Regions from separate parts of the Homo sapiens genome. Here regions 2 and 3 are each linked to region 1. A link is an interaction called in ENCODE POLR2A ChIA-PET data of the cell type or tissue named here. Cell type or tissue: MCF 10A. All regions are shown on one strand.

Evidence for each region. Peaks named below come from ENCODE experiments on the same cell type or tissue, not always from the same donor. Only the 100,000 strongest peaks of a DNase experiment are listed, where the experiment ranks them.
Region 2: POLR2A ChIA-PET joins it to region 1 with 5 read pairs; 13 of 35 experiments call an interaction of 5 or more read pairs at or near these places.
Region 3: POLR2A ChIA-PET joins it to region 1 with 5 read pairs; 2 of 35 experiments call an interaction of 5 or more read pairs at or near these places.

The regions. Positions count from the first base shown.
Region 1 is chr2:159,514,747-159,518,746 of GRCh38, forward strand. All of the region lies in intron 2 of BAZ2B (bromodomain adjacent to zinc finger domain 2B), which reads right to left. Among named protein-coding and RNA genes, the nearest start is that of BAZ2B-AS1, 99 kb to the right of the region's middle. In MCF 10A, no CTCF peak of the experiment used is centred here; a DNase peak (open chromatin) is centred at 1,885.
Region 2 is chr2:159,621,376-159,625,375 of GRCh38, forward strand. It overlaps a transcript of BAZ2B not described here. Among named protein-coding and RNA genes, the nearest start is that of BAZ2B, 6.8 kb to the left of the region's middle. RefSeq lists an enhancer at 2,359-2,860. In MCF 10A, no CTCF peak of the experiment used is centred here; no DNase peak of the experiment used is centred here.
Region 3 is chr2:159,396,951-159,400,950 of GRCh38, forward strand. It overlaps BAZ2B (bromodomain adjacent to zinc finger domain 2B), which reads right to left. Exons shown (of 37, transcript NM_013450.4): 17 at 3,649-3,714; 18 at 1,879-1,944; 19 at 395-439. Among named protein-coding and RNA genes, the nearest start is that of WDSUB1, 110 kb to the left of the region's middle. In MCF 10A, no CTCF peak of the experiment used is centred here; no DNase peak of the experiment used is centred here.

The DNA.
Region 1 (4,000 bases):
CCTCATGTGATTATCATGAATAGTAAATGACAAAAGAATTAGCCCAGAGGTTTGCATATAGTAAGTATTCAATAAATGACATAAATTACTTATTATAAATTAAAATAGAGGCACTATTATAACTTTTACTTTGATAACTTGACTAAGCTAGAATACTCACAAACTTAACCTTTAGAATCTCCTCAGAATATGCCAGTAATTTATATCAAAAATTACTGAGTTACCTAAAATAACCCTGATAAGCATTATGTGAAAGAAACTACCTTAATTCTTTCAACAAAAGAAGGAGTCTATTTACATTATCCCATTTTTTAACATTCCTAGATGTTAGGTTCTATAACATTCTTCAGTAACTACTTTTGATTTTTCATAATCTTATGTTTTCTTTTTATATAATCAACATACCTAATACTACAGTTTAAAAATTAAACATCTTACTACATAGATCACCTGCACTTATATGTCCATAATACATATATACATACATTCTTCCCTCTACTCTGAACAATTTTACTTCCAGAAATAAGACTTTTGAGAAAAAGTTAAATAATTTTAAGTATATTTGTCACTCTTTACTAAATCACCTTTAAGCTTTCTACTTCCCATTTCAGTCGTGTATCCAACAACATGTATATTCCTATTTATATTCCTTTGGTAATATTATATTAAAGATTGAGCAAAACTAAGAGTTCTGTTCCAAATTAAAAAGCCAATGTAATGGTGTTTCTTTTAAAGCCATAAATTTTATTTATCTGTCTATTGTTACTGCAAATGTTTTCCTATGTGCAGAGTCAGTTCTCCATTTTATAAAATACTTGTGAAATTCATTTCCTTTGTAGTTTGTAACACTATACAGAAATAAACAAACATACACATTTTACTTAAGCACTCACACAGACAGTAGACAAGACAACTGAGGTAAGCAGTTTAAATGATTGTCCCAAGACCACAGATGGAGTGACGGCCAGATTTAGGATTAAAACTAAGAAGCTCATTATTCCCTTCTTATATTCTGAATACTTAACATTGTTTTTATATCATAAGGATCTCTTTGCTAATTTAAGAATAAGTTAATTTCATAATTAAAATTGAGATATTTTGAGAATATGTAAATAGAATTATGAAACTTACTAAATCAAGATAAAATTAGAGTTTATCCAAAGTCTCTGAAAAAAATAATCTTTTTACTACATAAGTTATTTTTAAAATTTTGTTTAGAGTGGCAAGAAAGTGGCAGCTTAATATCATTTATCATTTCAATGTCTTTATTTAATAAAGCTAATTTCTTTAACCAAAACCTACAGTATGTGTATGAGCTGGTTGGATTTAAGATACCAAACAGAAATACTTTTTCATTTTAAAAAATCCTCCAAACTTAAACAGTAGTTTCTACTCTAATTGTAAACTTTAACTTCAGGATATATTTATAAGAGATCTATCTATGAAAAAACAATGTTAAAAAGTAAAGAAAACACCAAATACCCTTGCATTTACAGGAGAAAAAGACATAGAGTATAACATTAACAGCTTACTGTGGAGAGTGGGTTTAATCAGGAAGTAGCCATTATCCTTTCGATTCAGAGCAGTGACAGCACTCCAAAACAACAAGCCGTGATATTTTTCAGTTAAAAGGCATGAAAGAATACCTACTATTGTGTCCTAGCTTTGCTGACCCCAAGGGTCAGCATATGTCTTTTATCAAAAGCTATCATGAAAACATAATCCAAGTAAGCATTTACAATGCTCTATTTGTTGAAACACCTAAAATCTACCTAACACAACCTCTCTCTCTCTCAGTTACTCACAAAACATGGCTGTCTTATTCAGAGATTAGCAATTATTGTAATGAGATACTGTCGGAGAGGGTCAAATAGTACTTCCTGCAGTTTACACATCTTGATTTCCTGGTAAACAAACTGAAAGGCAGGTGGAGCACTTAGATCACCAGCAAACGTGAATGCTCACGTGATAAAACTAAGCCAGGTAAGGTTGATGTCTCAAGTAATCGTTCTTTTCTTAATTTTATTAATGTCAAACAGACAATAAAGAGAAGAGGTCTTTCTTCCTTTTTAAAGAAGGGTTTACTCCTCACATAAACTCACATGATAGGAATGCTTGAAAACTGGCACTGTTTAAAAGCAGGTTTCAAAAATCACTTCTGGCAGATAAACTATAAAAACAAAGCAATGCTAACAAATAAGAATAACTGCTCAAAAACCTGCCAAAAATAAAGAAAAGTCTTTAAATTTCAGCTGCTACAACAAAGTACACAAAATAAATTTCTGAGTTATAATAAAAGACCAAAATTAATTGTTTTGTGGTCAAAGCATGTCTATTTTTTTATTTGGACAACTTCCTGCAAAATAAGACTGCTTTATAATTTATGTGGCAGTCTTTGAAAAAAAAATTCCTATGATCAGAAAGTTTACATAATTTGAAACTTTTCTCTACATCATTTTAAACTCATATATCAAAAAGAAAACAAAACAAAATATTTAACCTGTGAGCATTTTTTAAAAACATTGTTAGCTTGAAAACTAAGTTTCTTTGTCCATAGTTTTTTTTTTCCCCCCAAATTGCTGTTTTTTCACTCTCTGAAATTTTTAGTGTAGTTTGATGAGGGAAGATTTAAATTAGCCATGGGTATCAAACAAACAAAAAACCCAACTCCATCAAAATGATAAACTAATTTACTACTTAAAAAAATCTAGATAATTCTGTAAATTCATAAAATTTGCATTTATCTTTAAAATTCTATATTTACTAAGGCCATGCATCAATATCCTAACTATTTAGAACAAGTAAGATTTAATTTTAATGCAAAAAGCTCTTAAGAGCCCGTTACAACAATATAATCATGTTAAGATATTAAAATTATACTACTTAAATTAGGTTTGTATTTATTCATTTTGCAAAATAAAGTTATAATGCACTGAAATAGAACAAAACAGAATGATAACAAATAACAAAAAGAACACCCAGGAGAGAAGACTGTGCCAAGGGTATAGAATCTCAGAACAGGTCTCATTACATATACGTAATATGTCATTTCAAGGAGTATGTATTCGGTATTGAGCCACATTAATGCAAGTTGCTAACATCACTAATCACCACCTTTACTACAATGACACATGAAATAGCAAGTTTTCAAAAAACTACAACTACGAAGTTAACATTTCCAGCTGAATTTCTTGGTCACGTTAACATTAAATAATTTAAAAACCATAGTAGTCACATGGAATGCAAAACACAGTTCTTATTTCCTTTATAGAAAATTTGAGATGTAATTCCTACCACATAAGTAGCTTTGAGTATGTAATTCATACACCAAAACAAAACAAAATTTTAAATCAGAAAATTATTATTTCAATTGTTTCAATGATTTATGACCATCTTAGTTTCCTATAATGTGTCAAATTTAGAGCACGATGAAATGAAAACATAAAGAGGTACAGCAAATAAATTTGATATTTGGTTTCACTGAAGGTGGTTTTTATCAAGAGGCAGTAACTTTTGATATTATGAGTTTACAATTCAGTTAAAAGGTAAGGAACAAAAACCAGTTGGAAAAAGACTTGCCCTCAGAGCTGACAAATGAGAAAAATATATCTTTTCCTTCTCTTGGGTATATTTCAGCCCTACTTATCCTCTGAGGCATTCTTTAACTGGACCTGGTAGTGCTATACAGACAAAAAGCTTCAGAGTGAATTCCCCTGTACTCTGGAAAGTCCAAGAAACCACAGAGCTCAGTCGTCCATATTAAGAACTATGTGCAAAATGAGGTGGGAAGGCAGAGGGAGAGACAAGAGGAGGAAGAAAGTTTCCTACTTTTTGCTTGCTTGCCTTCTGCTACAATAAATAGGTGTTACATAATTATTTATATCCCATCTTATTCCAACATAATTTAAGATGACTTACAAAACTATGAGTAGAAGAACAGAATGCCGTCTTTAAAACTAATATGAATAAAAGGGAAAATAAGAGGACATGAGAAAGATGA
Region 2 (4,000 bases), 110 kb after region 1:
AACATCCCTGATTAAGAACACGGCTGTAAGCACAAATTTGTTAAAAAATTCAGTTGGAAAAAGAAATAAGAAAAACACAGGAAATCTTGAAAAAGAGAGCTTTGCCAGGGGTGGAGGGGACAATCATAACAGATACTAAAGCATTATAAAACCTTTAAAGCTTAATAGTTGGCACTGGCACATGAATAAAAAACCAATAAAACATAATAGGAAAATGAGAAATTGACCCAAGTACATATGGAAATTTAGTATAGATAAAAGCTGTATCTCAAAGCAGTGAGGAAGAGATGGACTTTTTGATAATTGGTGTTCAAGGCCACACATGGTAGTTCATGCCTGTAATCCCAGCACTTTGGGAGGCCAAGGCGGGAGGACTGTTTGAGCTTGGGACCAGCCTGGGCAACATAGCTAGATCCTGTCTCTACAAAAAAAATTAAAATTAGCTAGGTGCCGGGTATGGTAGCTCACGCCTGTAATCCCAGCACTTTGGGAGGCCGAGGCAGGTGGATCACCTGAGATCAAGAGTTCGAGACCAGCCTGACAACATGGAGAAACCCCCATCTCTACCAAAAATTACAAAATTAGCCAAGCGTGGTGGCACATGCCTGTAATCCCAGCTACATGGGAGGCTGAGGCAGGAGAATTGCTTGAAACCGGGAGGCGGAGGTTGCGGTGACCCGAGATCATGCCATTGCACTCCAGCCTGGGCAACAAGAGCGAAACTCCATCTCAAAAAAAAAAAAACTAGCTAGGCATGGTGGTGCATGCATGTAGTCCTAGCTACCAGGGAGGCCAAGGCAGAAGGATCGCTTGAGTCCAAGAGGTCAAGGCTGAAGTCATGATTGTGTCACTGCACTCCAGCCTGGGCAACAGAGTGAGTACTGTCTCAAAAAAAAAAAAAAAAAAAAGGCAAAAACCAAAGTGGTATTCAAATAACTGGGTATTCGTAAGAAAAAGGATAAACTTGGATCTGCTCCAAAAATAAAACTGAAAAAGATCAGATATTTAAACATGAAGATTTGAACCTATACAAGTACTAAAAAAAATTATGGGAGGATTCCCCAATAATTAGAGCCTAAAGAAAACTTTCCCAGCAATGGTCAAAACCAGATACAATAAAGGGAAATACTGGTAAATCTTACTACATAAAATAGCTTTTCTATAGCCAAAACAAAAACACCACAAGCAAACTATAAAGACAAATGACAAACTGTAAAGAAATATTTGCAACTTATATGAGACAGTTGAATAAACTTATATGTAAAGCCTGCCTAAAAACAGAGAAGAAAAAGACTAACAACCTGATAGCAAAATGACTAGAGAGATAAGCAGTCATTTTAGAGAAAAAGAAATGGGGCCAGGCACAGTGGCTCATGCCTGTAATGCCAGCACTTTGAGAGGTTGAGGCAGGCAGAGAATTAAAGACCAGCCTAGGCAACATGATGAGACTGTCTCTACAAAAAATACAAAAAGTAGTGGGGCATGGTGGTGTGCCCCTGTAGTCCCAGCTATTCGAAGCCTGGGAGGTCCAGGCTGCAGTAAGTCATGATCAAACCACTGGACTCCAGCCAGGGTGACAGAGTGAGACCCTGTCTCAAAAAAAAAAAAAAGAAGAATGAAAGGAAGAGAGAAACAGGAAAGGAAAGAAAAGAAGAAAGAAAGAGGAAAGAAAAGAAAGGAAGAGGGAAGGGAAGAGAAGGGAAGGGAGAGGGGAGGGAGAGGGGAGAGGGAAGGGAAGGGAGAGGAAGGGAGAGAAAAAGAAAGATAAAAGGAAAGAAGGAGGGAGGAGGGAAGGAGGGAAGGAAGGAAGGAAAGAGAGAAAGAGCAAGAGCATGCACGAGAGAGTGAGCTGGGTGCAGTGGTATATACCTGTAGTCGCAGGTACTTGGGAGGTTAACATAAGAAGATCACTTGAGCCTAGGTGTTTGAAGTTGTAATGCACTATAACTAACCACTGCATTACAGCCTGGGCAATATGCAAGACCCTGTCTCAGAAAAAAAACAAAAAACAAAAAACCACACACACACAAAAAGAAATGCCCAAGGGCATTTAAGGGGAAGAAATGCCCCTTAAATAAAAACATTTGTAACCTTGCTCATAGTAAGAGAAATGCACATGAAGAATTGCGGAGATACTGTTTCTCATCCTTCAGATTCCCAAAAGTCCAAGTTTTACAAAACAGGCTGCTAGTGAATGAGGCTCCTATAGAAAAAAGGGGCAGTTTTTGTTTCTTTCTTTTTTTCTTCCTCCTCTTCTTTTTGGAGTACAAAATGGAAAAACCCCAACAAGGGAGAATTTGGCAGTATGTAACAAAGTTACATATGTGTTTATTTTATTTTTGCTAGCAAATCTCACTTCTAAAAATCTGACCAACACTGACAAAAATATGAAAATAGGTATATATACAGGAAGTTATTCTTTGAAGCACTTTATAGCAAAAGCCTGGAAATAATCCAAATATCTGTCATAATGAAATGGTTGAATTAATTATGGAACATCCACACAGTGGAGTACTATGCAGTTTTTAAAAAGGCATGAGGCAGAGCCCAGCAAGCTAAGATCCACTGGCTTGAAATTCTTGGTGCCAGCACAGCAGTCTGAAGTCAACCTGGGACACTTGAGCTTGGTGGGGGGAGGGGCATCTGCCATTGATGAGGCTTGAGTGGGTAGTTTTATCCTCACAGTGTAAACAAAGCTGCTGGGAGGTTCGAACCGGGTGGAGCCCACCACAGCTCAGCAAGGCCTCTGTGGCCAGACTGCCTCTCTAGATTTCTCTTCTCTGGGCAGGGCATCTCTGAAAAGAAGGCAGCAGCCCCAGTCAGGGGCTTATAGATATAACCCCCAACTCCCTGGGACACAGCACCTGGGGGAAGGGACGGCTGTGGGCAAAGCTTCAGAAGTAAACGTCCCTGCCTGATGGCTCTGAAGCCAGCAGCGGATATCCCAGCACAGTGTTCAAGCTCTGCTAAGGGTCAGACTGCCTCCTCAAGTGGGTCCCTGACCCCTGTGCCTCCTGATGGGGAGACACCTCCCAGTAGGGGCTGACAGATACCTCATATAGGAGAGGTCTGGCTGGCCTCTGGCAGGTGCCCCTCTGGGACGAAGCTTCCAGAGGGAGGAACAGGCAGCAATCTTTGCTGTTCTGCAGCCTCCACTGGTGAGACCCAGGCAAACAGAGTCTGGAGTGGACCTCCAGCAGACCTGCAGCAGAGGGGCCTGACTGTTGGAAGGAAAACTAACAGAAAGGAATAGCATCAACATCAATAAAAAGGACATCCACTCAGAGACCCCATCCAAAGGTCACCAACATGAAGCACCAAAGGTAGATAAATCCATGAAGATGGGGAGAAACCAGCCCAAAAAGGCTGAAAATTCCAAAGACCAGAATGCCTCTTCTCCTCCAAAGGATCATAACTCCTCACCAGCAAGGGAACAAAACTGGATGGAGAATGAGTTTGACAAATTGACAGAAGTGGGCTTCAGAAGGTGAGTAATAACAAACTCCTCTGAGCTAAAGGAGCATGTTCTAACCCAATGCAAGGAAGCTAAGAATCTTGAAAAAAGGTTAGAGGAACTGCTAACTAGAATAACCAGTTTAGAGAACGTAAATGATCTGATGGAACTGAAAAACACAGCACGAGAACTTTGTGAAGCATACACAAGTATCAATAGCTGAATTGATCAAGCAGAAGAAAGGATATCAGAGACTGAATATCAACTTAATAAAATAAAGCGAGAAGACAAGATTAGAGAAAAAAGAACGAAAAGGAATGAACAAAGCCTCCAAGAAATATGGGACTATGTGAAAAGACCAAACCTACATTTGACTGGTGTGCCTGAAAATAACAGAGAGAATAGAACCAAGTTGGAAAACACTCCTCAGGATATCCAGGAGAACTTCCCCAACCTAGCAAGACAGGCCAACATTCAAATTCAGGAAACACAGAGCACAACACAAAGATACTCCTCAAGAAGAGCAACCCCAAGACACGCAATCAT
Region 3 (4,000 bases), 120 kb before region 1:
AAGCCATGCAGCAGTATGTAATATGACAGCAGCCAGTGCTACACTTTATGCATTGCTATGACAACCATATCACAACCAAATCACAATGCGGTGTTAGATGTACAAAAATAAACATACCCATACCATATCTAGTCTATGCCTCTCCAACTCCTGGTAGAAAGAGTTGGCACAACATTATGAAACAGAAATCACAGAGTCATAAAACCAATTTTTTAACCCCCCAAAAAGACACCAATACCAAAGCAAGGCAATAAACTGTAGGTTGAAGGAAAAACTTAAGCAGAAATTATATCAGAAATTTTAAAGAAAATATTTTGAAGATTTTCCCCCAAATAGGTTTAAGCAATATTATAAAATGTACATTCAACAATTGTATAACTATACATATACAGACCTGATGTTTCAGAAGAACAGCTTGTTGTCTTCTCATTTCTTTTTCCTTAAAAATAAGAAACTTTTAATACGTGATTTTTAGAGAAGATTTAGAACATGCTAAAAGTATTAAAAGTTCCTTTTCTGAGATTCTATAGTTTTTCATTAGGTTGAACCATATGAAATGGCCAATATTCAATTATTTTTTATTTATAAAATGTCAATTCGATTTTGTATGCTTCTACCTAACAAATACTTACATAGAGATCATATAATATGGTAAATATGGTAGCAAGGATCTTTCTTCAGTAGTCATTTTAACTTAAAATTTAACGAATGACTGACCTAACTGCACACTTCAATGGCACATTCATTGAACCAACTAGCTAGATGGTCAGAGCCTATCAGATATAACCCACACATGTATTTTTAAATCAGTTTAATACATTATGGTGCAACCCTCAAATCTAGCTGATTAGAACTCTCTCCATTCTGAATATAAACTCTCAAATATACTCTATAATTAACATCATTTTTTTTTCATTTCTATACACTACGTATGAATTAAAGTGACAAAAACTAGGCAATCAGTGTGAAATTTTCATGTCCACCTATAATTCAGGGCACCATTCCAAGGGGATGGGGCTTAAGGCAAACCATTCTAGGAATGTCACTGATCTCAGTATTTCTATGAAGTTACAATATGGATGAAATTAATATTAACGGCAGACATGAAAAGGTAGAAATTTAAAAAATAAAGTAAGACAGTCTATGTAGAAAAAATAAACAGTTCCCTGGCTTTACAAAGTATAACTGTGGTGGCTGTTTCCAGTACCAGTAGGCTCACCCAGCTACCCCCTTTCAGTATTCAGTTACTGGTGGACGGCAGGGTGGGGGAGGGGAGGAAGGGGACAACTCTCCTATACCCCATGCCAGGAAATCAGAACAAAACACCCCCAAATACATGAAGTTAAAATAATTAAAAGCAGCTAATTTTATTATTGGTAAATAACAGTTGATGAAGTTTGGCTTTTGTTTCTGTAGGCTTTTCATTTTTAATAGATAAAACAGTTGCTGAATATTAACAAAGAAAAAGTTATAAAGGGGAGAATCAGATTGAGACTCAAATATAAACATACCTATACCATATCTAGTTTATGCCTAAACATAAACATAAACATAAACATAAATAACACACAAAACAGTTTTGGGGGGGGTCATTCTTATCTAGCAAAACTACATACAGGTATTAAGCAACAATTTGCATTTCTGATTTGATGTCTCCTAAACAGCTCAAAGCATTACAAAAAACCCTGCATAATAAAATAAAAATACACATACAATATACATACAAATAAAAACATACACTATACACATGTAGTATCTGCTAAACATATTTTCAGATAGTCATTTTGAAGAAAGCTATTTTTTCATATAACTGATGCCAGTATAACATATAGTTTTTATTTTTCAAAAATAAAAACTCTGATTCTCATCTAAACTAACCTTTATTCGTTTCTCGGCCTCCAATAATTTGGCATTTGCCGCTTCTTCCTTCTTTTTCTTTTTAGCCTGTGCATGCAAAACAGGTCTCAAAGTCATGCAACAGCACCACTACAACTTGCAAATAATGTCAGACTTGAAATGAAGCTACATGTCTCACAAGGTACGAAACAGTATGTAACACATATGTAGACAATTACAGATTTCCCCCCAGTTAACATTATGTTTAACGTAATAATTTTGTTTCTAATTTATAGAATAGCATTAGAATACACAAAAATTTCTTAGAGTCATAAGAATATGACAGCTTTTCTTCTTCAAGCTTTGTTAAGTCTGAAATAATTGAGTGTTTATGTTCTTTTACCTTAAAATTTAATCACAGAAAAGTGATTTTATGTCACATTGTTTTTCTGATTTTAAAAGTAAAACATAATCACTGTAAAACATTTAGAAAACAGAATAGATTTTAATTAATAAATAAAAATTATTTCAAGAATTAGTAATATTTGAGAATGAACCTGTTTATTTAAAATTTATTTTTAATACTTGAAAATTTGAGATAAAGAAATTCATTATTGGTTTATGTCTATTAAGTGAAGCATATTAAGTCTGATTTTCCCCATCTCTGTATAGTGTGGTTAAGTTCAAGTGTTTTTTTTTTAATAGAATGAAAACTTGTAATCTCATCTTTCATGAGGCACAATCTATTGAGACCATGCTATTTATCAAACATAAGCTTCATAATCTTAAAATCATTAACTGTGTAGAAGTTTCATAACTAGTAGTTACTGTCAGTTTACTTTAAAATAAAAACATTTTCAATTTCCGGTTTTTAAAATTAATTTGAAATGGGTAAGAAAAAATGTGTGTGTTTCTAGAAGGAATAAAACTGTAACAGAGAAAACCTCAGCTATCCGGAGCCCTCAGGGAATAAACTGTTCTATAAAGCAGCAGTTTCCGGAATGGTGGAGAAGTTGTAATAAATTTAAACATGAAAAGTTTATTTTCACTCTTTTAGATGGAAATAATTTTGAGACATGCCTGCTTAGACACAGTACACTAAACGTAATTTGGCGTTTTCTTGATGACTCAGGGCAACTATTTTCAACATCAGTTATACTGCACAGCTCCAAAGAGTAATGCCTTTGGGCTATTAAGGTTTTGAAAATTGCTTGCTATTCAAATAAAAGATTACAGGCTGTTGCTAGGCTTTTCAGTTCCTATATATGCTAGCTGAAGTTTTCCTGTATTTTTTCTTTGCTGTCTTTTGCCTATTACTTTTGCTGTTGCCAACAGATGTCCTCTATCTCTATTCTAATTAGCCTTGCAGGGAAGAGGGATATGCTAGAAACCAGAAAAACAATCTGATAAAACTTTGCACATTTAAAATTTACTTTTACTTTTGAAATCTTACTTCTGTAAACATTTGTTTCTAAACTAAAAGTAAATATCAGACTATAAGCCCTAATGATTTTTCTTTTGTTGTTTACTTTTATAAAAGTAAAACATTTTAGCGCATGAACTTTATGACAACTCCACTGACTGCTCAGAAGTTTTCCTGTTTCTTTTGCCTCATTTTGTATATCTTTACTGTTGGGATTAGATTAGCTTGCTAAATAAGGCTCAGATAAAGTTTTATTCTATGCAGAATGTTTAAAGAGAATATCTGACAAACAATTTGTGTGAGAAAACATGCACGCAAAATATTTATTTTTGCAGACTTAAAAATATATGGCTAAATTACTTTAATTATATTAAATTTAAGACTTCTACCTCTAGAATTTGCTGAGCTCGAAGTTCTTTTTCCATTCTGATTTGCTGTATTCTCTTAATTTTTTCCTGTAGGAAAAGTTATGATAACTTGAGATAATAAAATAAACTATCTGAGTAAAGAGTATTTGAGTGGAATCAAATAATTAAAAATATAAGTACAGGTCAGGCGCAGTGGCTCACACCTGTAATCCCAGCACTTTGGGAGGCCAAGGTGGGCGGATCACAAGGTCAGGAGATCGAGACCATCCTGGCTAACACAGTGAAACCTCGTCTCTACTAAAAATATTTAAAAAAAATTAGCAGGGCTTGGTGGCGGGCACCTGTAGTCCCAACTACTCGGGAGGCTGAGGCA